Linked DNA regions of Mus musculus: regions 2, 3, 4 and 5 are each linked to region 1. A link is a loop called in an ENCODE intact Hi-C map of the cell type or tissue named here. Cell type or tissue: gastrocnemius. All regions are shown on one strand.

What was found. Peaks named below come from ENCODE experiments on the same cell type or tissue, not always from the same donor. Only the 100,000 strongest peaks of a DNase experiment are listed, where the experiment ranks them.
Region 2: a loop joins it to region 1, with 13 times the contacts of the local background. A loop is called at or near these places in 15 of 42 quality-filtered maps.
Region 3: it touches region 1 in a loop (6-fold over the local background); 18 of 42 quality-filtered maps call a loop at or near these places.
Region 4: it touches region 1 in a loop (6-fold over the local background); 15 of 42 quality-filtered maps call a loop at or near these places.
Region 5: a loop joins it to region 1, with 6 times the contacts of the local background. A loop is called at or near these places in 39 of 42 quality-filtered maps.

Annotation. Positions count from the first base shown.
Region 1 is chr15:25,715,235-25,720,234 of GRCm38, reverse strand. The region is part of intron 4 of Myo10 (myosin X); the gene reads right to left. Among named protein-coding and RNA genes, the nearest start is that of Myo10, 95 kb to the right of the region's middle. In gastrocnemius, a CTCF peak has its summit at 2,998 (motif pointing right); DNase peaks (open chromatin) are centred at 3,020, 4,437 and 4,820; H3K27ac peaks cover 462 bases.
Region 2 is chr15:25,484,468-25,489,467 of GRCm38, reverse strand. No RefSeq gene overlaps it. Among named protein-coding and RNA genes, the nearest start is that of Gm48957, 73 kb to the right of the region's middle. In gastrocnemius, a CTCF peak has its summit at 3,082 (motif pointing left); no DNase peak of the experiment used is centred here; H3K27ac peaks cover 495 bases.
Region 3 is chr15:24,586,806-24,591,805 of GRCm38, reverse strand. No RefSeq gene overlaps it. Among named protein-coding and RNA genes, the nearest start is that of Gm35827, 140 kb to the left of the region's middle. In gastrocnemius, a CTCF peak has its summit at 2,689 (motif pointing left); a DNase peak (open chromatin) is centred at 2,703.
Region 4 is chr15:25,425,844-25,430,843 of GRCm38, reverse strand. All of the region lies in intron 1 of Gm48957 (predicted gene, 48957), which reads right to left. Among named protein-coding and RNA genes, the nearest start is that of Gm48957, 14 kb to the right of the region's middle. In gastrocnemius, a CTCF peak has its summit at 2,110 (motif pointing left); a DNase peak (open chromatin) is centred at 2,108.
Region 5 is chr15:25,438,091-25,443,090 of GRCm38, reverse strand. The region is part of intron 1 of Gm48957 (predicted gene, 48957); the gene reads right to left. Among named protein-coding and RNA genes, the nearest start is that of Gm48957, 26 kb to the right of the region's middle. In gastrocnemius, a CTCF peak has its summit at 1,918 (motif pointing left); DNase peaks (open chromatin) are centred at 1,133, 1,653 and 1,922; H3K4me3 peaks cover 932 bases; H3K27ac peaks cover 1,850 bases.

The DNA of each region.
Region 1 (5,000 bases):
GAGAGGAAAAATTTGAGGAAATAGCCAATGGCATGCACAGTACCCCTGCCAGATGCAGGGGCTGGGGGCAGCACACGACAGAGGCTCTGGAAGGATCTGGGTACCAGCGAGCTTACCAGCGTGATGAGCTGGATGCAGACCACAGTTTCCACATCTGTCAAAAGTCACTGCACTGTATACATAAAATTAGCGTACTTGACTTGATAATTTTACTTTACATTGGAGAGAACAAAACAAATCTACTTCTAAGACAAAAAGCAGTTTCCAGGCCTCAGCCTTGGGACAGGGCAGCTGGAGAATTGTGGGAGGAAGGGCATATTTTAGGGGAGAAAATGATGTGAACTCAGAACCCAACCCAAGATGTGAGATATCAAGATAGGATACCTGAGGACTCAGAGAAGCTGCCCAGGTGGGATTGGGAGAACAGGAAAACTCCTGGGGGGGGGGGGAGATAGAGAAGGGAAGAGAGAGCAGGGTCAGAGAGAAACCCCATGTAGACCCGAGTTAAGGAAGAGAGTAAGACAGCTGGAGAGGAAATCAGGGTGGCTTATTTTAAGTCACGGAACCAAATGTGCATGCCTTCTCCTCCCCAAACACGTAACAGCTGGAGACTTTTGAGTGATTATGCCTAATTATCATAAAACGAAATCAAAGTGTCAGGGCAGTGAGGCTCAAAAGAACTGGGAGCAATGTGCTCTTTAATCAGGAAGGAGGCAGGCGAGTACCAGCAGGAGATGGTGCTAGCATGCACTGACTCTCCATGCACGGGGATGCTTGGGCTGTTAGCAGGACAGATGGGAGCTACCTGGCAGTGTTCTAGATCCATCATGTCTAAGATGATGTCTGGTCCTTACGTTCCACCTTCCTGCTTGTGAATACATTTCCTACTCAACCGCACCCCTCCAATCTGTTTCTCGCTGGGGTGGTTTTGCTGCAGGCGCTGGACAGGGCTGAGAAGCTGAGACACCGGTGAGCCAATCACCAAACCTAGGACATAGGCTCTTTGCCTTTCTGTTTGCCTCTGCTGATCAAGCATGCCCTCTATGCATCAAATTCCAAAACAACACATTTTTCTTAACATAAAAATCAGATCAAACCTAATTTCTATCATTTCCTAGTTGATAGCTAACTAAAGGAGCATCTCTAGGGTCTAAAAGATTATGTCCAAAGGGTTTTTATTTTTATTTTTTAAAGATTTATTTTATTTATATGAGTACACCAGAAGAGGGCATTACAGATGGTTGTGAGCCACCATGTGGTTGATGGGAATTGAACTCAGGACCTCTGGAAGAGCAGTCAGTGCTCTTAACCACTGAGCCATCTCTCCTGCCCATGTCCAAAGGTCTTAGCAAGTTAAAACAGTCCTCACATCATGGCTTCGGTAGTGAGCCTTTCTCCACAGATTTTGGTCCCATTCCAGACAGTCCTCACCCATACACATGTCCTTCTCCTGCTTCTGACTGTAAGTCACAGACCATGCCCTCTGTCACATGTTCTCTGTCTAACCAAACACCCAACTCTGGCTCAGTACCCAGCAAGACACACTTCAAGAAACAAAGAGGGCTGGTGAAATGGCTCAATGGTTAAGAACACTGACTGCTCTTCTGAAGGTTCTGAGTTCAAATCTCAGCAACCACATGGTGGCCCACAACCATCCGTAATGAGATCTGACGCCCTCTTCTGATGAGTCTGAAATCAGCTACAGTGTACTTACATATAATAAATTAAAAAAAAAAAAAACAAAGATCAAAAACCCAGTTACTTTTATACCATCCCATAATATAAAAGGCCCAGTTAAGAAGTGGCTCCATTTTTGACAACTCCAAACACAAAGCAAGCAAAGACCCTGAGCACTTCCTCTGATTTACTCATCCTTTGGTTGACAGTTAGTTAAGGCTGGCCGCCTACCACATATTGTCCTGGTGTGAAGCCACACAGACAAGTTAGCCTTAGCTTTTTACCCAGGACAAAAGTTATGTTTTGTTTTTTTTTTTTTTTTTTTTTTTTTTTAGATTTATTTATTTATTATATGTAAGTACATTGTAGCTGTCTTCAGACACTCCAGAAGAGGGCGCCAGATCTCGTTACGGATGGTTGTGAGCCACCATGTGGTTGCTGGGATTTGAACTCTGGACCTTCGGAAGAGCAGTCGGGTGCTCTTACCCACTGAGCCATCTCACCAGCCCCCATGTTTTTTTTTTTATTTTTTACTTTATTTTATTTTATTTTATTTTATTTTTTTAGACTGAGCTCTGTACTGGGCCCTGAAGGAAGGACTAGATTATACAAAAATGGAGTCACTCAAGCCAAGTGCTGCACAGTCAAACTGAAGCCTTGAGGAAGCACATGAACCGCAGGTCTGACGAGGTTTTCCTGAAAGCAGGAAACTCCAGTCTGTCTGGGTCAGTCTGAGAAGGAAGCTCCTCCTTCGACCCCGGCAAAGGTAGCACGGAGTCGGCCAGTCAGTGTGGGTCTCCTGTTCCATCCCCTGCTCTCATGACTTGCCCTGTTCTGCTAACTCCCAGGGAGAATCTCACTCTACTTAACGGCTTGAAGGTTCCCTCAACACCTAAACCATGACCAGGAGTCAGCAGCTCCTACAGGTACATTTGCTGTGACTTCTGTCACCTGACACTACACTGCATCTCGAGAGTTCACTCACATTCAAAAAGACCACAACAAGCTAATCTCTCCACACACACACACACACACACACACACACACACACACACACAGTGGTAGATCTCAAACATACAGACTCATACACATACATTTTAAAAATTTTAATTTTTTTTTAAAAACAGAGTTTCAGAGCAGAACAACCTTGAAACAGTACACAATGGAACCCTAAAGGCCCGGCATTGCCATGCCCAGCTGGGGATCTCAGCCAAGGCTAAACTACTTGTTTTAAAATTTACTTGATAATGTGGAGGGCTAGAAAGAGAATATTCTGTGATTTTAATGCCAAGAAGGCGAGAGACCATTGTGAGACTAGCAAGACACACAGCATCCACCAGGGGGCAGATTAGGCCCAAGGAAACCAAACAGATCCTTGTATCTAGCAACCTAGCTCTTGTTTTCTTAATTCCAATACTTTCTTTAAAGAAATGGGAGAGACGGGACAGGGAGATAGCAGGGCAGGGAAGGGGAGGAGAGGGAACAGAAGGGGAGGAGTAAAGAAAAAGTAAAAAACAAAACAAAGAAAAACAAATCTGCTGGTAAGTTCTATTGAACCAAACGGCCTGCGTGGTGTCACTGCCCAACACTGGAGAAGCAGAGGCAGGCCAAGGCTACAGAGTGAGACTGGGTTTCAAATACAAAACCACCCCACCCCACATTCTAGTGACGAGTCAATTCTTTTGCTTTTGAATGGGGTCTCACTACATAGCACTGGATGGCCCTGGTAAAACAGACTACCCTCAAACTCTAACTCTGAGATACTTGACCCTGTCTCCAAGAATACTAGGATTAAAAGTCACCGTGCCTGGGCCACAAATCCATTCACAAAGACTCTTGTGGATTCATTTAGCTACGTAAAGTTACTTTCCCTTTTTTAGTTGTTCAACACAGGGTTTCTCTGTGTAGCCCTGGCTGTCCTGGTACTTGCTCTGTAGACCAGGCTGGCCTCATCAACTCAAGAGACTCACCTGCCTTTGCCTCCCAAGTGCTAGGATTAAAGGTATGCACAACCATCACTCAGCTGGTAGCACGTTTTTATCCCAGCATTCAGTAGACTGAGATAGATATATGTATCCTGAGTTCCAGGCCAGCCTGAGCTACATGCGTAGAGCCTGACTTACAAAAGCAAAACAAACCAGCAATCTTACATGATGTTTGAGTCACAAGTCAAGTTCCCTTATTAGGCACGCTATTGCTTATCCACAGTGGGTATCCTCACTTGGACGGACTCTCAATTATCATGATCCCTGTTTGATCCACTTAACACACTGACAAGCTACTTCTGCAGCCTCACGTTAGCTTTAGCGTTGCTACAGTGACCGAGAAGAGAACAAAGTCCATCTCTCCCCGGGCTTTGGGGGAGGGGAAATCAGTTCATCCATCCATGTACATGTCATGTCTATTTGTTCAAAAGAGAAAAAGCAGGGGAACCTCCCACAAGTACAACGGCCGGATCCTGCTGTATGAAAACGGTATGGTTCCTGCGATGGTCGGTCATTAGAGCATGCTCACATCACAGGCTGCAAAAGGGTCCCATGCCTTCATGCCTGGCAGTGTATTGTTCACTGATATATTGGGCAGTAAGAACTCATCTCAGCCATCTTTGGGCATGCTCTCCCTAGCCTGGGGTCTGCGGTAGGACCTCCACTGGTACCCCTCCCCCACAGGAAGAGTCTCTCCAATCTGGGGAGAGGATGGGGGGCGGGTACAGCCTGCTCGCCTCAGATCCAGTCAGTCTCCACCACCTGGGAACTGTCCTCCGATTACCTGGTTGGGTGTCTGACCAGGTCTGTCTGTGTGACTCGGGGCTACAGTGTTGGCAAGCTTGATTGGCTTGGGGTCCAAAAATGACAGACGGCACTCTCCATCTGTCCCTGTGTCGTACTGTCACAGAACTTGAAGTCCTGTGGGTATTCATATACTGCCCTCCCCCCCAACCAAACTGTTCTTCCCATTTCCTTCCCTCTTCAAATAATAGAATTATTTTGTCACAAGTTGGGGCTAGAAAGCCTTGTAAAACAGCTGTCAAGATCATTCACAGTGGCAGTTCTGTGGCCTGTCACTCCTCAGTCACTGTCATGTCCCATGAGTGGGTGCCTGGAGGGACACGTGAATGAAGAGCTTGGATATTCCATGGAAACCTCAACACTTCATCACATCTGTGTTGGACATCATCCAGACCGGACTCGCCACTCCTGCCACAGCCTCTCAGAGCAAACAACAGGCTCCAATAGGATATATGCAGTGGGCCAATTTGCATTCATTAATAATTAACATGTAAGAAGCATATAAAAATGTACTCCAGGTCTTTTTAAAATGCC
Region 2 (5,000 bases), 230 kb after region 1:
GTAGTAAAGAAATAGTCTTTGATGGGCTGGAAAAATGGCTCAGTGGCTAAGAGCAGTAACTGCTCTTCCAGAGGTCCTGAGTTCAATTCCCAGCAACCACATGGTGGCTCACAACCATCTGTAATGGAATCTGATGCTTCCTTCTGGTGTGTCTGAAGACAGCAATAGTATACTCATATAAATAATAAATAAGCAAATTAAAAAACAAACAAACAAACAAACAAACAAGAAATAGTCTTTGGCAAGGATTGTAGATCAGAGCCACATTATATCAGACTAGGGCCTCAGACCCCAGATTCTCATGTCCCAGTCTGATGTCTTTGTACAGACCCCTGCTTTTGCTGTTAGCAGCTTTGCCTCTTAAGCAATCATGCTTCTGTTTGGCCAATTGCAAGCCCACCTGAATGCACATGTTCACTTGTGACCAATAAGGTGAAAGTGGTGTTTGAAGGGAACCTGCAGCTGCCCTGCCCCCATCCCTGCTCTGCCCCATCTCCAAGTGATTTTGTCCTCTGCTTTGTCATCTCCAGAGCAGGCGACAAAGAGGCACATGTAGTTGCATTTATTGCAACTTTCTCACACGGCTCACTCTATGTCAAGGACCTGTTAGTTCTAGTTTCTTTCTAACAAATTATAGGTCATCAATATTCATTGATAAATCATATTTATGCAGATGCTCCTGTATCGCTGGCTGATCTCCAGCTCACCAGGTAGCCAAGAATGACCCTCCACTTCTGAAGTGCTGAGATTACAGGCTTGGCCATTACCCCCACTTATGCAGTGCTGAGGATTAGGTCCATGGCTGGATGAGATGTACATTCCACTCTTCCAGCCGAGCTTTGTCTGCTGAGACGATGGCCCATTGGCTGCACTGTATAGATCACTGTGATTATTTCCAGACAAACCCTCTTCCCATTGAATCTACCAGCAAACTTTGGGCTTTAACTGGGTTTGGTAATACACCTTTGTAAACCCAGGAGTTCGGGAGGATTTAGGAAACCAAGGTGTGTTAGGCCCCATTTTGGCCCTGGTTTGGGCCTTGAGGACAAACCTGAGCCTGGCTCCAGTTTCTGTGGCCTTGTGGCAAAGCCTAAGCCTGGAGTTTTGAGATCTGTCTCAGTCACTTCCATATTGGATGACTCAGCAAGACCTGTTTGGCTTTGCCTCTGCCCTGCCATTGCTGATATAAAGCTTTGCCATTGGCCCTGTCACTCATTCCATACCCTCCATCACCCTTCCCTGCCTCCTACATCATCTTACCCCACCAAAAATTCTCCCTATGTTCTTAACTTATATAAGTGAGAGGCTGATGCCATAGAGTTGAGTTCCTGCTTTAACAAGACTCCCAGCTCGGTGTGTTTCTTTTGGGCTGAAACACTCACCATCCTGCTCAGCCCTGGAGAGACCCTGGCAGAACTGGGACCTCTCTCCTCTCTCCTGGACCTACCGGCAAGGAGCCAGGAGAGGTGGAAGAGTCAAGAGAATTTAAGGCCATCTTGTATTATACAATGAATTCAGGATTGTGTGTGACCCTGTCTGAAACACAACAAAACAGAGAGAGAGAGAAAGAGAGAGGGAGAGAGAGAGAGAGAGAGAGGCAGAGAGACAGAGAGACAGAGAGACAGAGTCAGAGAGATAGTCAGAAACAGAGAGGCAGATGATATTAGTAAAACAAGATCCTAGGTGCCATCTGGGAATCGAGAAAATCTATAAATTGGTCAGTGGGTGTCTTAGGGTTTTACTGCTGTGAACAGACACCATGACCAAGGCAAGCCTTATAAGAAACAACATTTAATTGGGGCTGGCTTACAGGTTCAGAGGTTCAGTCTATTATCATCAAGGTGGGAGCATGGCAGTATCCAGCCAGGCATGGCGCAGGAGGAGCTGAGAGTTCTATGTCTTCATCCAAAGGCTGCTAGTGGAAGACTGACTTCCAGGCAACTAGGGTGAGGATCTTATGCCCACGCCCACAGTGACACACCCATTCCAACCAGGTCACACCTATTCCAACAAGGCCACACCTCCAAATGGTGCCACTCCATGGTCCAAGAATATACAAACCATCACAGTGGGTCAGGGAACTAATGGCAGTTTGTGACTGACTTGTTCCTGTGCTTAGCTCTCTTGTCTATCATGTGTAATAAAATAATAGAGAGTTGAGACCTGTGCTTTAGGAGTGGAGTGTATGGAGGTAGAACCCTAGGCAGGATTGAGAGCCCTTTGGTCAATGCTGAATACAAGACCCAGGCCTTGCTCTGCAAGGTCTCCACAGCCAACACTTCCTTGTTAGCACTGCAGAAATAGGACTTGCAAACCTTCTTCGTTTTTTAAATTTGAAGGCAGGATTATCTGTATCCCAGGCTATGGTCAAGGACAGCCTTGAACTTGTGATCCTCCCATGCACCTCCACGTCCCAGTTTTTTTTTTTTTGTTTTGTTTTGTTTTTTTTTGTGCTAGAGATGTAGAGCTGGAAGCCAGGACTCCATGCATGCTAGGCAAGCAAACTGGTACATCTCTGACCTCCAGCCCTTCTTTCCCTAAAGCTAGGTTGCCTCTCAGGAAGAATATGAGAGTTTCTCCCTAAAGCCTCACAACAAAATGCACTGAAACCACTAAACAGAGATAGGTGTGGGGACAGAGGTGGCTTGGGAAAATTCATTTCATAGCCTGACAGAATTATCTTAAATAATAAATAAAGAGCCAATGTCTGCAGACCTCTTACTGACCTGCACAGTATTCGGATCTATATATGTATATTAATAATAAAACTGACAGAAATTAAGATGGTGCTTGGCCCTACTTCGCTTACCTACTGGGAAATGAAATTGTGTTCGTGCTTTTAAGGGGTGGCTGGTTTCCATCACGGAGAAAGCCAAACTTAAAAATAAGAAAATAACTTTAAAGTATGTATTGGCGTTTGATCAGCCAATTTCACATTTTACAAACTGTAGACTCAGCCAGATATTAGACACAGCAAGAAACCCAGAGCTTGGTTTTCAATTCATTCTTCCTTGTAAAAATGCTGTAAATTTCAAATCCATGATTACACTGTGTTATTTCACTGAGACTAGAATAAGCCCTCTGGTGGCCAGTTCAAAACTTAACAAACTGAATTTCCTGTGTCCTTCCAAGGGGTCCACTCTCTGTAGGCTAACACTTGTGGCTGTTACACCGATTTTCACCCACGTTTTACCACTTGGAAAAGAACAGTGCATATATAGTACTGTTTTCACATGTGCCCCGAAAGAATTGAATACCTCAAAGAAACATACGCTGTGTAGGCCGCAGTTTTAATAACAGGCGACTAGCTGGCCCTGTGTGTAGGTCCCTAACTGTGCCTTTCTGTGGGGTTCTGAAATTGCACACTGTGTCCTCTCACAGTGAGTATGCCACTTGGCTCTCGAAGGCTGTGGCACACACTTTGTGTACCTGAAGGCAGAAGACTCCTGGAGCTGGGGCTGGGGCTGGGGCTGGGGCTGGGGCTGGGGCTGGGGCTGGGGCTGGGGCTGGGGCTGGGGCTGGGGCTGGGGTTGGGGCTGGGGCCCTCGGATCTGAACTGCTTTAGTTCTGACCAAGTCCATCCGTTTCTTCCTACCCTCCTGCGTTGACCCTGAACTCACAGACAGATGATGGAGCAAGTTCTGTTTTTCCTTTGCCTCCCGAGAAGCCAGATCTTGCTGTCCCACTGGAGCTGCTTCTTGTATGGCTGGCTCTTCTCCGCAGCTCTCACTTCTAAAGGGTTTTTCTTTGGGGATGTACTTTTTTGTTGGTTTGTTTGTAAAGTGAAAGAATGACAGAGTCCTGGGAAACTACAAGAAACCGAAGGGAAAGGCAGATGGAGAGGTCAGTTCCCTTTCACCTGACCTTTCAGTGGTCACGCATTACATAATCAGTATACAGTCAAAGCCACGATGTGGACTTTAGTACCGTCCGAGAGAGACCGTAAGTGAGAGACCGCTGGGCTGGCTAGCTTTATGTAAACTCAATACAAGCTAGAGTCACTGGAATGGAGGGAGCCTTGGTTGAGAAAATGCTTCAATAAGACCCATCTGTTGGCAGGCCTGTAGGACGTTTTCTTAATTAGTGGTTGATGTGGGAGGGCCCAGCACATTGTGGGTGGTGCCATCCCTGGGATGGTGGTCCTGGGTTTTATAAGTAGGCTGAGAAAGCCAAGAGGAACAAGCCAGTAAGTAGCACTCTTTTATGGCCTCTGCATCAGCTCCTGCCTCCAGAATCCAGCCCTGCTTGAGTTTCTGTCCTGACTTCCTTTAACAATGGACGACCAGGTGGAAGTGTAAGCCAAATGAAGTCTTTCTGCCTCATGTTGCTTTGGTCCCGGTGTTTCATCACAGCAGTAGAAATCTTAACTAAGACAGCCGTGTTCAGCTTTCAGTACCTGACACACACTCATCTGTGTGTTTGTGAGTGTGGGGCATTCTGTATGATGTTATCACACAGGCGTGTTAGTCTCCTCTTTACCACAGTCTGTACACAACTGTGCCTCTAGCACAGGCTTTCTCATGCTACCACTGTGTACACACACCCGGCTTCCCCACGAGCCTAAGCACATGACAATCACACACGTAGTTATTTTTCCCCCTCTAATTTTGAATGTGTTGTACAAATGGAGTCACAACTTTTTGAGATGGACTTGCTTTTACCCATAATTCCTCTGACCTATCTGAGATGTTCATGGTGTGGATTTTCCATTCACCCTCTGAGAGGCGTTTACAATGCTTCCAGTGATTGGCTGCTATGGACGTTCTTGCACATGTTTTCCCTAAGTTCTTTAAGTTGCTAGAAGAATTCAAAGATTCAGTAATGCTTTTTTTGTTTTTTTAAAGGAGAGTCTATTCAGTGTTTTTCAGATGGAAGCCATATTATGTATTCTCACATAAATCTCCTTCAGGAACTTTTCATGGAAGTTCTGATACTTTGTAGTAGCAATAAGTATCATTTACTCCTGTGAATTAAGTCTTATTAAAGGACCAGTGATATCC
Region 3 (5,000 bases), 1.1 Mb after region 1:
TTCGCTCTCTGTGTTAATTACCATGAACTGCAAGAAGGAGCTTTTCTGATGACAGTTGACAATCTTACTTATCTAAGGGTATAGCAATATGTCATTAGGACACATATTGTTGTTACGTTCATCTGGTGTATAACAATAATAGGCTTTCCCTTAGGGTTTATGAACTATCTAGTCTCAGGTTCTTGACTACTTTAGCAGAGTCAGATATGGTTTCCATCTCATGGGGTGAGCCTTAAATCTAATCAAAGAGTCATTAGTTATTCCCATAACATTTGTGCCATTATTACACTAATACATCTTACTGCCATCTCAATATTGATGGTCATACTTAAAAGAAAAAAAAAAAAAAACGCCCAAGAGTTTCTTTGCTTTCTCATGTATCCATCGCAATACACCACAGCTTCCAGGACAACATCAGTTTTTGTTTGTTTGATTTTTAAAAATTTGTTTTCTTCATGGGAATGAAGTTGAAAAAGCAGTGTCCGATCTTTAGGGATGGGGAGGGGTGTGGGATTGGGGTGCTTGCAGCGAAAGTCACAAAGAAGTTTAAAAGTAAATAATAAATTAAAAATATAAAACTAAAACAAACAAACAGTTAAACAAACAAACAAAGGTCACTGTGGGAACACACTGTCACGGTGTGGCACAGTATATATACTTTTTAAAAATTAGGTATTTTCTTCATTTACATTTCCAATGCTATCCCAAAAGTCCCCCATACCCACCTCCACTCCCCTACCCACCCACTCCCACTTCTTGGCCCTGGCGTTCCCCTGTCTTGAGGCATATAAAATTTGCACGACCAATGGGCCTCTCTTTCCACTGATGGCCAACTAGGCCATCTTGTGATACATATGCAGCTAGAGACACGAGCTCCGGGGGGTACTGGTTAGTTCATATTGTTGTCCCACCTATAGGGTTGCAGATCCCTTTAGCTCCTTGGGTACTTTCTCTAGCTCCTCCCTTGGGGGCCCTGTGCTCCATTCAATAGCTGACTGTGAGCATCCACTTCTGTGTTTGCTAGGCCCCAACATAGCCTCGCAAGAGTCAGCTATATCAGGGTCGTTTCAGAAAAATCTTGCTAGTATATGCAATGGTGTCAGCGTTTGGAGGATGATTATGGGATGGATCCCCGGGTATGGCAGTCTCTAGATGGTGCATCCTTTCGTCTCAGCACCAAACTTTGTATCTGTAAGTCCTTACATGTGTGTTTTGTTCCCAATTCTAAGAAAGGGCAAAGTGTCCACACTTTGGTCTTCGTTCTTCTTGAGTTTCATGTATTTTGCAAATTGTATCTCATATCTTGGGTATTCTAAGTTTCTGGGCTAATTTGCCCTATCAGCTTCCCTTGCATTTGCAATGAGTCATTGGTCTGGTTGGAGGTCTCTGGCTTCTGCTACACTTTTAATACCATCACTTCTATGGGACTTCTCTTAGATATCTTCTTGTTGCCCGTTGGTTATAGAGATTCTGCAGCTTTGTATCTGCAGCATCAGCCTCTGCACATACTCCAGCACTTCATAGACGTGGTAGAAGTTAGGGCAGTCCAGCTCTGAGCCCTGGATCTGGGTCTGGGAGAGTAGCTAAGTTGGTCAGCCCTCCTGTTCCCACACCACCATGACTGGATCTCTTGCTTTGCCCAGGCAAGGTGCATGGCCAGTTCTTCCACAATCATATATCTATGAGTGTTTTTCCTGAATGTATGCATGGGTACATACCATGTGCAGGTAGAGGCTGGGTTCCCTAGACCTGGAGTTACAGGAGTCTGAACCTAAGGGACAGCTTGGTCTGCTTCGAATCTGAAACATTACTCTGAGAGAATGATGATCAGCGTGGTAAGAAGGAGAGAGAAGATACCGTGGATTGTTGCTCTCCTCTTATCTGCTGGATGGGCCATTTCACTGACATAGGCAGCCATCCAGAAGAAACGAATGTGTAGTGGGCCTTCTAACACTTTCAGAGATCGTGCCATGCTCATCTCGTTCCATTCTGGATCTGACCTCCCCCCCCCTTACTCTTGCTGGCAGCCCCCAGAGGTTGGCAAGTCCTCTTCTGAGCTGTGGCCCACGCTGCCGCTGTGACCTGGTCTAAGAATGCTCAGGAAATACTCTGTCTTCTCTTTCCCCATATCTCTTTCCATTTGGTCTGACTTATCTTGTTCTGTGGTTTAAGAGTATACCTACTTTCCCTGAAATAAAACACTCTCCCTCAACCACAACCTTAATTCTTTGGCAGTGTATGCTCTAGAGCTTATGTCCTGTCCTAGGGGACCTCACACATAATCCAGAGATCCCAGTCCCTGTGATTGAAAAGTTCAGAACCCTTCAGTTTGTGCCACTAACAGCTTTTGAAGTTAGTGATGTGGAGTCTCTTAGAGGTCATTGATGTCTCCCTTTGGATTATGCCTGTGCGAGTGGCTACAAATATATGGTGTGGCTGTAGTACAACACTTGCTTTCAATTTGTTATGTCTCCTTTATTTAAGGAAGAGGAACTTAGAAAAAAATTCCTGTACAGGGCATTTGTTCCCTAAATTATGGTTTCATTTCAAACTGTGAAGTGATACCTACTGACAAGTTCTCCTTAAACCCTGACTGGGGAAGCCATTTTTAAATTTTCATCACTCATCAACTTTAGCAATATTTAGGAACTGATGAAGTTTCATGTGTGCTATGTTTTAGGTGATGCTGCCATCTCGTGGCCAAATGTTGAACATTTTAGAATCATGGTCTTGGCCAATATTCAGACCTCTTTATTATTTTATATAAAGTTGCCGATTGTATTTGTTCTCAAAGCACAGCCCCGCTAACTACCCACTGATACAGAAGTCATCGTGTAACTTTGTGTTGTCTCTAATTTGTATGTGATTTACCAGAGAATTTCAATACTTCACAGGATATTGATTAATGGACATTAATATTTACATCAGGAGAAAAGAATTGATTTTAAAATATTGTCTCCATGAAAATGCAATTCTACTTACTTATAATATACTTTTACCTAATGAAATGTTCTAGTGTATTAAAAAATTCACACTTTTGGTGGTGCACGCCTTTAATCCCAGCACTTGGGAGGCAGAGGCAGGTGGATTTCTGAGTTCAAGGCCAGCCTGGTCTACAAAGTGAGTTCCAGGACAGCCAGGGCTATACAAAGAAATCCTGTCTTGAAAAAACAAAACAAAACAAAACAAAACAAAACAAAATTCACACATTTAGAGTGGATATCCACATTATAGTTGACTGAAGCCCAGAGCTAACAATACATAGCATTTATTAGTGTTGTGTGCTTAGGTAACCAAAGTACTTGGGTTATTTTAATAATATTTATAGTCAAGGAAGAATTCAGTTATACATTTTTCTTAGATTTGGCCTTTAAATATACAGAAATTCTTTACTTTTCTTCTATGTTGTACTTAGAATGGTAAACATGAAGGTGACACGCAGAGAATGTACATCCCCAGATTTCCATTCTTGGATAATGATTCTGAATGTGTAATTCTTTATTGTAGGTATATGGTTCCAGCGCAGTAGAAGATGGTTTGAATTCTTTGGACTTTCTATCTGTCTGTCATCATTGATCTGCTGTGATCTACTGTGTCATGCACATCCACTTTCAGTCATTTGTAAGAATTCCGAATCTTCATCCTAATCCAGGGGGGCTTTGTACAATATCGTCAACTTCCTTCTGGTACTTCCTGACAAAATATGTTTGAAGCAATAGGAATATTTGTAATATTTGTCATATTGTTATTTTTTAACTTCTGCATTTATATGACCAAAATATGAATTTAAGTCTACCCACCCCCCCACACACACATACACACAAACAAACACACACACACATATATATACACACACACATCTATCTCTATCTCTATCTCTATCTCTATCTCTATCTCTATCTCTATCTCTATCTCTATCTCTATCTCTATCTCTATCTCTATCTCTATCTATCTATATCCATATCTATATCTATATCTATATCCATATCTATATCTATATCCACACACCCACACACATATTTGGAGGGTGAGAGGGAAGGAGGGAGGGACAAGGGAGATACAGAGCAACAGATTGCATAATGGACATGGATAATTATATTTTAGTTGAAATTTACATAATCAGTTGTAAATTTTGGAAAGTCAAAAGAAAAAAAAAGAAATCCTGAGATTATGTGGCTGAATACAAGTCTGATTATAGATGTACACATATTTTATTACTGATGGGGAAATTTTGCTTTTGTAAAATAAAAAAGATTGTTTTTTTATTACATATTTTCCTCAATTACATTTCCAATGCTATCCCAAAAGTCCCCCATACCCTCCCCACTACTTCCCTACCCACTCATTCCCATTTTTTTTTTGGCCCTGGCGTTCCCCTGTTCTGGGGCATATACAGTTTGCAAGTCCAATGGGCCTCTCTTTGCAGTGATGGCCAACTAGGCCATCTTCTGATACATATGCAGCTAGAGTCAAGAGCTCCGGGGTACTGGTTAGTTCATAATGTTCTTCCACCTATAGGGTTGCAGATCCCTTTAGCTCCTTGGGTACTTTCTCTAGCTCCTCCATTGGGGGCCCTGTGATCCATTCAATAGCTGACTGTGAGCATCCACTTCTGTGTTTGCTAGGCCTCGGCATAGTTTCACAAGAGACAGCTATATCTGGGTCCTTTCGATAAAATCTTGCTAGTGTATGCAATGGTGTCAGCGTTTGGAAGCTGATTATGGGGTGGATCCCTGGCAAGCCACCACACTCAGGAGTGTATTGCACTGGGAATCATTTAGTTCTTCCTCCATTCAAACTTGATACTTCTTCACATATGAAAGAACCTTGTTGTGACATCAGCACTCTGTGTCTTCAATCTGAGGTGGATAATATGGAAACGCCGATCCATCCTTGTCGTGATGGCTGTGCACGCACAGGCCTCTGTGCCACACAAGCCTGCCTCGCTATCCTCTTGCTCAGGGTGAGTTGCGAGCTTATCTTGGACTTATAAGGAAGAC
Region 4 (5,000 bases), 290 kb after region 1:
CAAGAGGTTGTACCTATGGAGAGTCATTGAATTTGGGCCCTTCAAGGGGGGACCGTGGGACCCCAGTGTCTTCCTTTGTTCCTTTTGCTTCTGAGTTATGAAGAGCAAATGGCCCTCTGTCCCACAACCCAACACAAGCCAGGCAGCTGATCCTGGACTGACACCTTCATGACCGTAGGAGTGCAGCCCTTCCTTCCTGTTACTTGTTAAAATGATGAGGAGATGATAAAGTCACACAGGGAGCAAATGCTTTGACTAGTTCCCTCAGATACCTGTTAGTATTATGACTCCTGATTATCAGCAGAAAAAAGTAAATGAGTTTAAGAATGCCACTCAGTTTTTAAATTTTATAGGGAAAAATATTTGAATACTTAAAACCCTGTATAAATAAAATTTGAGGAAGAGCCGGGTCTGCTGACACACGCTTATAACCCCAGTGCATAGGGTGCTGTGGGGGATGAACACCTGGGCTACATAGCCAACTCTGTCTAAAAAAAAAAAAAAAAAAAAAGTGGTAAAAATAAATGATGTAAGCAAAGTCAGAGGAAGTAGACGTGCAGTAGAGTGGGTGAGACCTCAGATGGTGTTAGAGTCAAACTCCACAGTCCCCTTCTCAGAGAGAAAAACCAATTTTATCTCAGGATAAGTATTCCATTGGGCAAAAACAATAAAACAGTCATATTATTATTTTCTATATGGAATCCTATTTGGTTTTTGTCTGGGGATTGAACCCAGAGCCTTTCACATGCTATGTGTGTGTTCTATCCCCAAACACCCCGGCCCAAATCTTTTTATACAAATGAAACTCAGGTTAAAAAAAAAAATCTAGATTTCTCATATCCAAAGAGGCCTCAGTTCTGTTCACACTGGAGAGTCTCCTGTGTCTTAGATTTATCATTCAACAGTGAAATGTACCAAACAAATGGGATTCAGCCAAGGAGGAAAGGGCATTATTATTTTAAGCAGAGAAATTTCTTTGTTTTTTGTTTTTTCCTCGAAAATGTCTTTTTTTCCATATAGTAAACTTTTATTTTGTTTTCCTTTTTCTCAACCTCCTACCTCCTCCTCACTCCCCACCAGCCCAAATCCATACCTTTTCCTTCTCTATCTTATTAGACTATGAACAGACATCTAAATTAATAATAATAATAAAATGAGATAAAATAAAAACAAACAAGCCAGAACAGGACAAAACAAAACAAAAAACATTACAACAACAACAAAACAGGATTGAGAGAGAGAGAGAGAAGAAACACATATTGACACTGAGACACACACATTTGAACGCACAGAAACACAAAATCAATACAAACACAAAATCAGAGAGCACAATATATAACCAGAAGATCTGTAAGGTTAAAACAAAGAGACAAACAAGACAATAACAACAGCAAGACATTAATACCAGAACAGACAAAGCATGTGAGACAAAACCCCTTTGTTGAGTTTGTTTTATGTTGGCCATCTCCTGCTGGTCATGGGCCTGGCCTTACGTGTGACTTGTATACCCAGTGATGCTCCATTGGAGAAAGTAATTTCCCTTTGTCAGTGATCATCAGTTGGTGATAGCGTGTGAGTTAGGGGTGGGGGTTTGTGTCTACTCTTCCCAGTGCTGGGAGTCCACTGGCTAGGACCAGTGCTGTCTGTGTGTGCTGCCACAATCTCTGCGAGCCTCTGGCTCTTCCAATCTTTCTGTCTTCTCTTCCACAGCGTCCCCGAGCTCCCAGGTGAGGAACTTGATGGGGCCATCCCATTTAGGACTGAGTGTTCCAAGGTCTCTCCCTCTCTGCACGTTGTCCAGCTATGAGACTCCATGTTTGTTCCCATCGACTGCAGGAGGATGGGACTTCTGGGATTCAACATTTTTTAATCCGTCTATAGAACCACCTTGGATTCCCTACCGATTTTAAAAGCACATTTCCTTCCTTGTGGTTGCACCTGAGGTCTTGTTGGTCACTAGACATGTCTTAACGATGACGCTTGCCTTCCAGTTTGTTGGCGTGTTTATAAGAACAATCTTAACTGTCTGTATTCATTGTAGGGCAGAAATCAACTAAGTATGTGTCTCTGGAGTTTCTTGACTGAATCTGCCACCTTGTGGCTGTTTGGAAAATCAGTCCAGTAAATGAGTTCTCCCATTTACGTGAAAATAGGAAACATGTCTGAAATAAAGGAGCCAAAGGGGCGGTCACAAACCGATAAAGTCTCCACACTATGGAAGCCAATGGCACATACTACACATGTTGAAATGTGATGGGGCAAAAAGGCTTCTTACTCCCATTGCCTCTGTTCAGGTTATGCTTGTGATACCCCAAAACTAAGGCAAGGAAGGAAAGAAGCCACCAGGATTTTAAAAAATGAGGCCAGAAGCAGGTGTGGTGGTACAAACTTTTAATTCACCGTTTGGGAGGGAGAGGCAGGTGGACCTCTATGAGTAAGACCCTATCTCTTTCAATTCAGCCTTTTTAGCTCAAACTCCTCTCCAAGCTGACTGATTCGATTTAATTTCTCTCAGTTTCTTACTGAATCGCTCTGCTTGGCCTCATACTAACTTTGGTAATCTGTTCTAATCTCGGGCTCCTTCATATTCTCTGGCTCATTCAGTCTCCACCTGTGTCTGGCTTGTTTCCTCTCTGCAACCTGTGTCTGTACAACTGTCCTGGTAAAACTGCCTTCTCTTTCATCTCTCTGTGTGCTACATTTTCCTAAGTAGTCTCCCTTTTCTCTCTCTTCTTGTGAGAGTTGGGCATACCCTATTCTGTCAAATCTTTCTCTGATTCATCACTTTGTCTTCCACTCAATTAGACACCACTTTCAAACAAGGCTGTTTCTTTCTACAAACTAACTTTACCTTCCCTATTTGGGAATAACAGTGTAAACTTAAGGGTCTGTTTGCATTCTATCCAAGGAATTAAAGGTGTATCCTGAGGGTATGTAGATATTTTGACAAATTCTTAGACTATTCCAGAGACAAGTTCATCCCCTTGGGCTAGGGTCTCTTCCTTCTCCTAGAATGCAATTCCTGGGAAAATTCCTTATTTTTTTTTTTGAGGGCCATTGTTCCAGTAGTCTGATAGCACACTGAGATACACAAGTGTCTCTTTTGAATGTCTTCATTTCTACAGGTACAGAATGATACCACCCTCAATGGGTAGACATCCCACCTCAGTAGTTCTCCATCAAGATAATACCCTGTCCTATGGGTGGGTGGGTGGGTGGGGGAGCACCCTCATAGAGGCAGGGGGAGAAGGGATGGGATAGTGGGTTTCTGAAGGGGAGACCTGGAAAGGGGAAACATTTGAAATGCAAATAAAGAAAATATCCAATCCCCCCATCTAAAAAGATAATACCTTGAAGACATTCTCAGAAGCCCATCTCTGACAGTCAACAGCAACCATCACAGGAGAGCATGACAAACACAAGTAGGAAGGTTACTGGACCAACCGCCGACTATAGCTTGTTAGTAGCACTTGGGAAGATCTCAAGGCTTAAAGTCCTGAGAGTCCCCTTTTGCAAAATGATGGAACTAAGCTACAATGGAGATGGCAGTCACAGCAGTTTTGAGCCAAAGATGGGCAGTGCTGTCAGGGCTAGAGTACAGCAAGGAACATTTACCCATGGGAAGGATGTGATTAATTAGCTGTTCATGATCATCAATTTCTACCCTGGGGTGGGAACGGGGAGCACTGGGCTGGGCATTCCTGGACAATATGGACCTTTTCAGTTCTAAATACTGAACGGTGATTTTTTTTTTTTTAAAGTTTTCAAAACATAGTGGCTTGAATTCAGTTTTAGGATCGAACTTGACTCAAGCCTTTGAATGTTCCCCAACACCGCATGAAAGAGTAAGCACTCAACCTAGACTCTAATTTACACACTGCCATTGGGAATTCAGTGAAGGCAGCTAGAGATAGAGCCGAGTGTGGTTTTTCTGAGCAGGATGCGTCTGGTGTCCTATATCACAAGGGAAGCACTGTGTTGCCTGCTATTTAAGAGTCTCCACCCTAAGTATGATGTCCGTTATGCTTCATCCCTCATTTCCCCGAGGCTGTGTAGCTTTTGCTTCTTCTCATCGGAGGGAGTGAGGCTTTCGTTGCTTTCTTTTCTCCCACTTTGCATGGACACAAGCAGAGAATTGAGAGTAGACCAGCACATAGACCATGCAGTGTTTCAGTTAGTGAGATAATGTGTCATGAGACTAAAATAAAATAAATCCCAGGAGGGATTGAAAGTCCCCCTTATGGAAATTAGAATTGAGTTCTGATTGTCATCACCTCGGGCAAACATAATGTTTAGAGTAGATGGAAAAAAAAATGACTGAATGGATTTGAGTCTATAAAAGGATCTGTGGTGCTTGCCATGTAAGTAGGGAATGGTTTTATGTTATAGAAATACATGCAACTCTATATATGTGTTTAAAGGTTTACAGAGTATTTTTCTCACTTATTTGTTGCCTCTAAATAATAAGACAGGCTGGAGAGATGGCTCAGTGGTTAAGAGCACTGACTGCTCTTCCTGAGGTCTTGAGTTCAATTCCCAGCAACCCCATGGTGGCTCACAGCCATCTGTAATGTGGATCTGATGCTCTCTTCTGGTGTGTCTGAAGGCAGTGACAGTGTACTCACATAGGTGAAATAAATAAATAAACCAATCAATCTTTTTTTTTTAAATCGAGGCAATGCACATTAAATATATTTCAGCTTTCTAAAAAGGAAGTCTCAAACTCACTCTTTCAGCTTTACACATGATTTAACCAGGAGAAAATGAGCACTATCAACGTAGGAGGGCAAGGGAGCAGCCCTGTGCCCTTTTTCTTGATGAATAAATTCTTCTTGGTGGTTCACAGCCACACCCTTTTGTTTATTATCTTGTCTACGGTGGCTGGCTTCCCTGCTATTGCACCAGAGTTAGGTGGCAAAGGCAGCAATGTCCTTGCTTTCAGCCCCTGCTATTTCACTCTTCATGGGTTGTTCTGCTGACTTCTGCTGCAGCTCATACGG
Region 5 (5,000 bases), 280 kb after region 1:
CAGAGATCTGTCTGCCTCTGCTTCCAGAGTTCTGGGATTAAAGGCGTGTGCCACTACCACTGAGCCATTTATTTATTCTTATAAGTGATAATTAATAATACAGGGTAACCGAGTGAAAGAGGGAGCTGGAAATCCTTTCTTCGGAGTTCTGTAAGATGAGGACTTAAGATAGGAAATTCAACTCTTCTTTGCATCTCAGAGATGTTATCTTTATGTGCTATTTTCCTCCTTTCCTCCCCACCCCCCAGTATTTTTTTCTTATATAACATATTGAACCTGGAGTCACGTGCTTGCTAAGGAACCACTCTGCCAATGGCCTATATACAGAGTGTAAATGCTGCCCTCTTACCTTTCCCTTCTCAATGACTTAAGATTAGGAAAAAGTTACCGCAATACTTTGAGACTCGCGGGAGCACAGTGGTTTAAAACACCAGGCAGACTATGTAGCTTTTTGGTCTTTTAAGTCACACAAATGGATGCAGAAATCACCGAGAACTGTTGACTGGGAGAGGGAAGAAACAGAGAAAAGGGGAGACAAGAACAGAGAGAATGTCCCAGGACCTTGCATTAATTAAGGGTCTCTTCACAGGGTTCCTCTGTTCCATCGACTTCTTTCTGACTTTGGGGTTAGTGTCCTTAGGCTGCCAGAACAAATACCACAAGCCGGGTGACTTGGACAACAGGACCCTGTGTTCTCACAGATCCAAGGGTTAGGAGTCTGGAATCAAGGCCTGGGAAGGGACGTTTCCAGGGGCTTCCACGCAATAGCTGGTCAGCACTTTGCTCCTGACTGCTGGGCTGTCACCAGTCCTTGGCGTCTTTTGTTTTATAGATATGCCACTCCAGTCTCTGCCTTTGTTGCTCCATGGCAGGTCTCTCTGTATCTCTAAACGTCCTCTGCTCAGAAAGATGACAGTCACTCTGGACGGGGACTCTCCCTGATGGCTTCTTTTTAACTTGATTACATCTCCAAAGAACATCACACAAGATGGGGAAGGGGATCTTGACGCAGTTTGAAATGCTATCCTATCCTTAGCTCTGACCAAATGAACGGAAGGGTTCCCTTGGCCCCAGGCACTGTGAGGGTTTTCTGTGTGAAGGATGCTTCCGATGGCCGGGGTGCCCAGTGCGCACGCGCACACTGGCTGAGCTTTGTTCAAAATTTCTGTCCTGGCTTCCCTTTGCCTTGTCCCAAGCCCTCGGGTGTTCAACTCCTAGACTAGGATTTTATTTTTAGAGTAATGAATAATTTATGTTTTGAAAATGACTAATGAAAAAGCAATCAACCACTTTGGGCTGGATCAGAGTCTGAGGTTCTGGTCCCTGGCACTCGCTTCGCATCTCTCTGCTTCAGCTAGAGGGGAAGGTGTCTGCTTGACCTTTTTTTCCCTGTCACATGACGCCTTCCACAAGTAAGCTGTGTCCTCCTCAGGGAGCGCACATGCGACACATAATGAAATTAAACCTCTGCCACTCCAAATTCTCACTTTCAAGGGTCTGCCACTTGCCTACTTTTTCTTGTTTCTGGGTATCAGCAGAAGTGGGGTGGGGGGGTGGGATGAGGGCGGAGTAGCGAGGCACAGAGTAGGATTTTTTTTCGTGATATTTTGGGCTCGAAGCCTCGTGCGCATTCTTGGGCTGGTTCGGGTTTCCGGGGCACGTACACTCTGACCTTAGTTTGGGGCCAACCCTGAGCGCTTCAGTCAGCTACTTTTTAGCAACGGCGGCCAGAAAAATACTTTTTTTTTAAAAATTTATTTTCCCGTGAGTGCCTTCTGAAATTGTTTTGCTGTGCTACGTCTGAGAAACAGTAGCATTTCGTTCCCCAGAAACAGTTCCTTTTTGGCATGTTAATAAAATGACCGGTGTTACCTAAATTAGGGGTTTTGAGTTTGTTCTGGAGCTTTTTAAACTACAGCGCCCCCTAGCGGGAATTTTGTGATATTCATGCTTGTTCTGGTTGATCAGTTTTCGTCCATGCTTCCAAAAAGTTGTTGTGAAGCTACTATGAAGAACCACAGGGGTGGATATTTCATAAATAAGCCAAAAAGAAAAGGAAGTTTTATGGGTTTTAAAAAAATGTTAGCTGTTTTCTTTCATTTTACCACGTAATTAAAAAAGAGTTTCTCCTGAACCAACAACCTATATGGACAAGTGTTTGGGAAGAGACCCTTGAGTCTCTGGTATGGTACATACATGTCTCTTTAAAGGCATGTCCTTGAAACCAGAACTCAGGGGTTTTCTTGTGTAAGGGGATGGTCTAAGAGAAACATTGAGTTATAGACCTTGTTCCTTACTGGCCTTGGCTTGTCAAGGGCTCTTATGGGGTAGACTTCTGAGACCCTTGGAACCTGGGGGGCTTAGTTAATCGCCCCCTCCCCCACACAAGCACAGAGCCTTATATGAATCCCTCCAGAGAGTTGGAGTGTGTTCTACATTCAAGACCTCATAGGAAAGATCCATAGCCTCCGTGGAAGGAAATTTACAGATTCCCGGATTCATTGACTTACAGTGGGAAAGGGGATAAAATCGCTTGGCTGGAGTTTCCCGTGTTACAAAGTTAGTAATTAACCGCAGCGAGGCGAAGGACAATCAGAGGCTCACTGAGAATGTAAGAGTAGTAACAGTATGAGCCATGCAACCCCAGGCTAGGGCACAAGTCTCAGAAGGTAGATAGGGTGACCTGGGACTCCATGCATGTCACACCGGATCCTAACACTCTGAGATCCAGTAATGGATAATGTCACCTTGTCCCTTATAGGATAATGGCATTTGTGCATTTACCTGTCGTGATTTGAATGAAAGTCAGCAGTTCTCTTTTTGAGAGTCTTTGCTGGACGGGAGTCCATTGCTTTTCTGGGCAAGCCTTCTTTTCCTCAGGCTCACACTCGTTATCCCCTAGTGAAAGGTTTAATTAGGCACAGGGCACTAAGGGCTTGCTGCAAGTGTGAGGAGCTGAGGCAGGTTCCCAGAGCCCATGAAAAGTAGACTATCTGTAATTCCAGTGCTTCTAGGGCAGGATGCAAAGCTGAGACTGGAGGATTCCCAAGAGCTCACAGACGGATCCTAACACTCTGAGAAGCTGTTAGCATTTCTGGGCTCATGGCCCACCAAGCCAACCTTCTTCACACCATACATGTATCCTTATGAGGGTATCTGCCATGGATGTAGGTCTCACACAAGTGATCAGTAATTGTCCCATTGGGGAATTTCCCCATTGGCTTCTTGTTGTATGCAACAGAGAACAATGAGAGGAGACCCTGTCTCAAAGAAGGGAGGGGTCAAGGCCCACCACCGGGAATAGTCTTCTCTGACTTACACAACTACACATGCTTCCCTCCTGCACACAAGCATGCGCACACATGTCCACAAACATCGCTCATGGACATGCTTACACTCAAGATTTAAAGAAAAAGATTCTGTTGGTCTTCCTGTGGAGTCCCTGTGGGAGGGAGCCATGTGATGGGGGTGGGGGAGGACTGGGAGGAGAGGGAGGCAGATACTGGGATGCAAAGTGAATGAATGAATGAATGAATGAATGACTACCTACAAAACCCCATAAAAAAGAATGAGGTTTTATCCTAAATATACTTGTTCAGCTTTTCCGACACTTGACGGCCTTTCACATGCTTGTTTCAGGGAGGTTACAGTCCGCCATGGTCAACGCAGTACAGCTCTTGGGGTTTATATTCTTCTGTCGTGTGCGCACACAGCCGCTGTCGTGCAGCTTTTGCCTCCCGGGCTTCTGCATCAGCTTTTACTGCTGGTTTTGGATCGTGGCAATGTAGAGAGTTGAATGATGACCCCTCCTCCAAACAATTGTCCCCAACCTGATCTCCAGCATATATGGACATTTCCATATTTGCAGACATATGAGTTAAAGCTTTGGAGATGGGGAAATTACTGATCACTTGTGTGGGACCTATGTCCATGGCAGATACTCTCATAAGGACATATGTATGGTGTGAAGAAGGTTGGCTTGATGGGCCATGAGCCCAGAAATGCTAACAGCTTTTCTGGAAATGCTGACGGCAGGCAGGAGCTAATAAGAAGCAAGGAGACATTTTCCCCAGCACAGCCGCACTAACACCTTGACCTATGGCCTCCAGGCCTGGAGGAAGTTACATTTTTGTTGCTTTGAGCAACTAAGTTGCAGTTACTTATTTGGGCAGCTACAGAAGGCTGGCTGGGTCCTGTTTCTCATATTTCCTGATATAAGACAGCCAGTCATGGTTTGCTTAGTTAATGTTACTTCCAACTACCAACATTAGAAAATTAGTGTCTCTGTGTGTGTGTGTGAGAGAGGGGGGGGGCAGAGAGAGAGAGAGACAGAGACAGACAGAGAGATACCAGGGAGGAAGGGAAAGAGAGGGGGGTGAAAGTTAGAGGAGCTTGCAGGAATCTGGTCTTTTGCTCCACATGTGGGTCCCAGGCCAGGGATGGAGCTCTTGTTGTAACACTTGGTGGTGGCAAGTGCCTTGACCCACTGCACCATCTTGCTGCCCCAAGCCTTTCGCCTGACATCTTGACTCACCCACCTCATTCAGGCTGAGTGCATTTTATTTGTGGCGTTTTTATCTGCTCACTGCATTATATTTGTGGCGTTCTAGTCACATGATGGGCTGGCTCGACAACTACCTCTGCCAATCTTTGTCTAGCACTGGAGATCTGTGGGTTTTTATCAGCCCGCTGAAAAGAAATGGATTTATTTTAGCACATCACACATTCTGGAAGAAAATGTTAGGAAAGGTAGAGAATGGAACAGTTTGACATCTTAGAAGGAACGAGAGTCATGTGGTGCTTTTAAGCAATGGCACAGAAAGATATACCTTCTCAAAGCTGTTTATATTACATACTTTATATCCAGTCTACAACCACTAATGATGTTTTGTAAGGTCCCATTGTACAGTTCTCATTTTTGAAGTAAGATGTGGGGCAAGGACTGACAGAAGACAGTGGTCCTGTGAAGGAGGCTTTGGGGGCAGTAGAAAAGGAGTGGG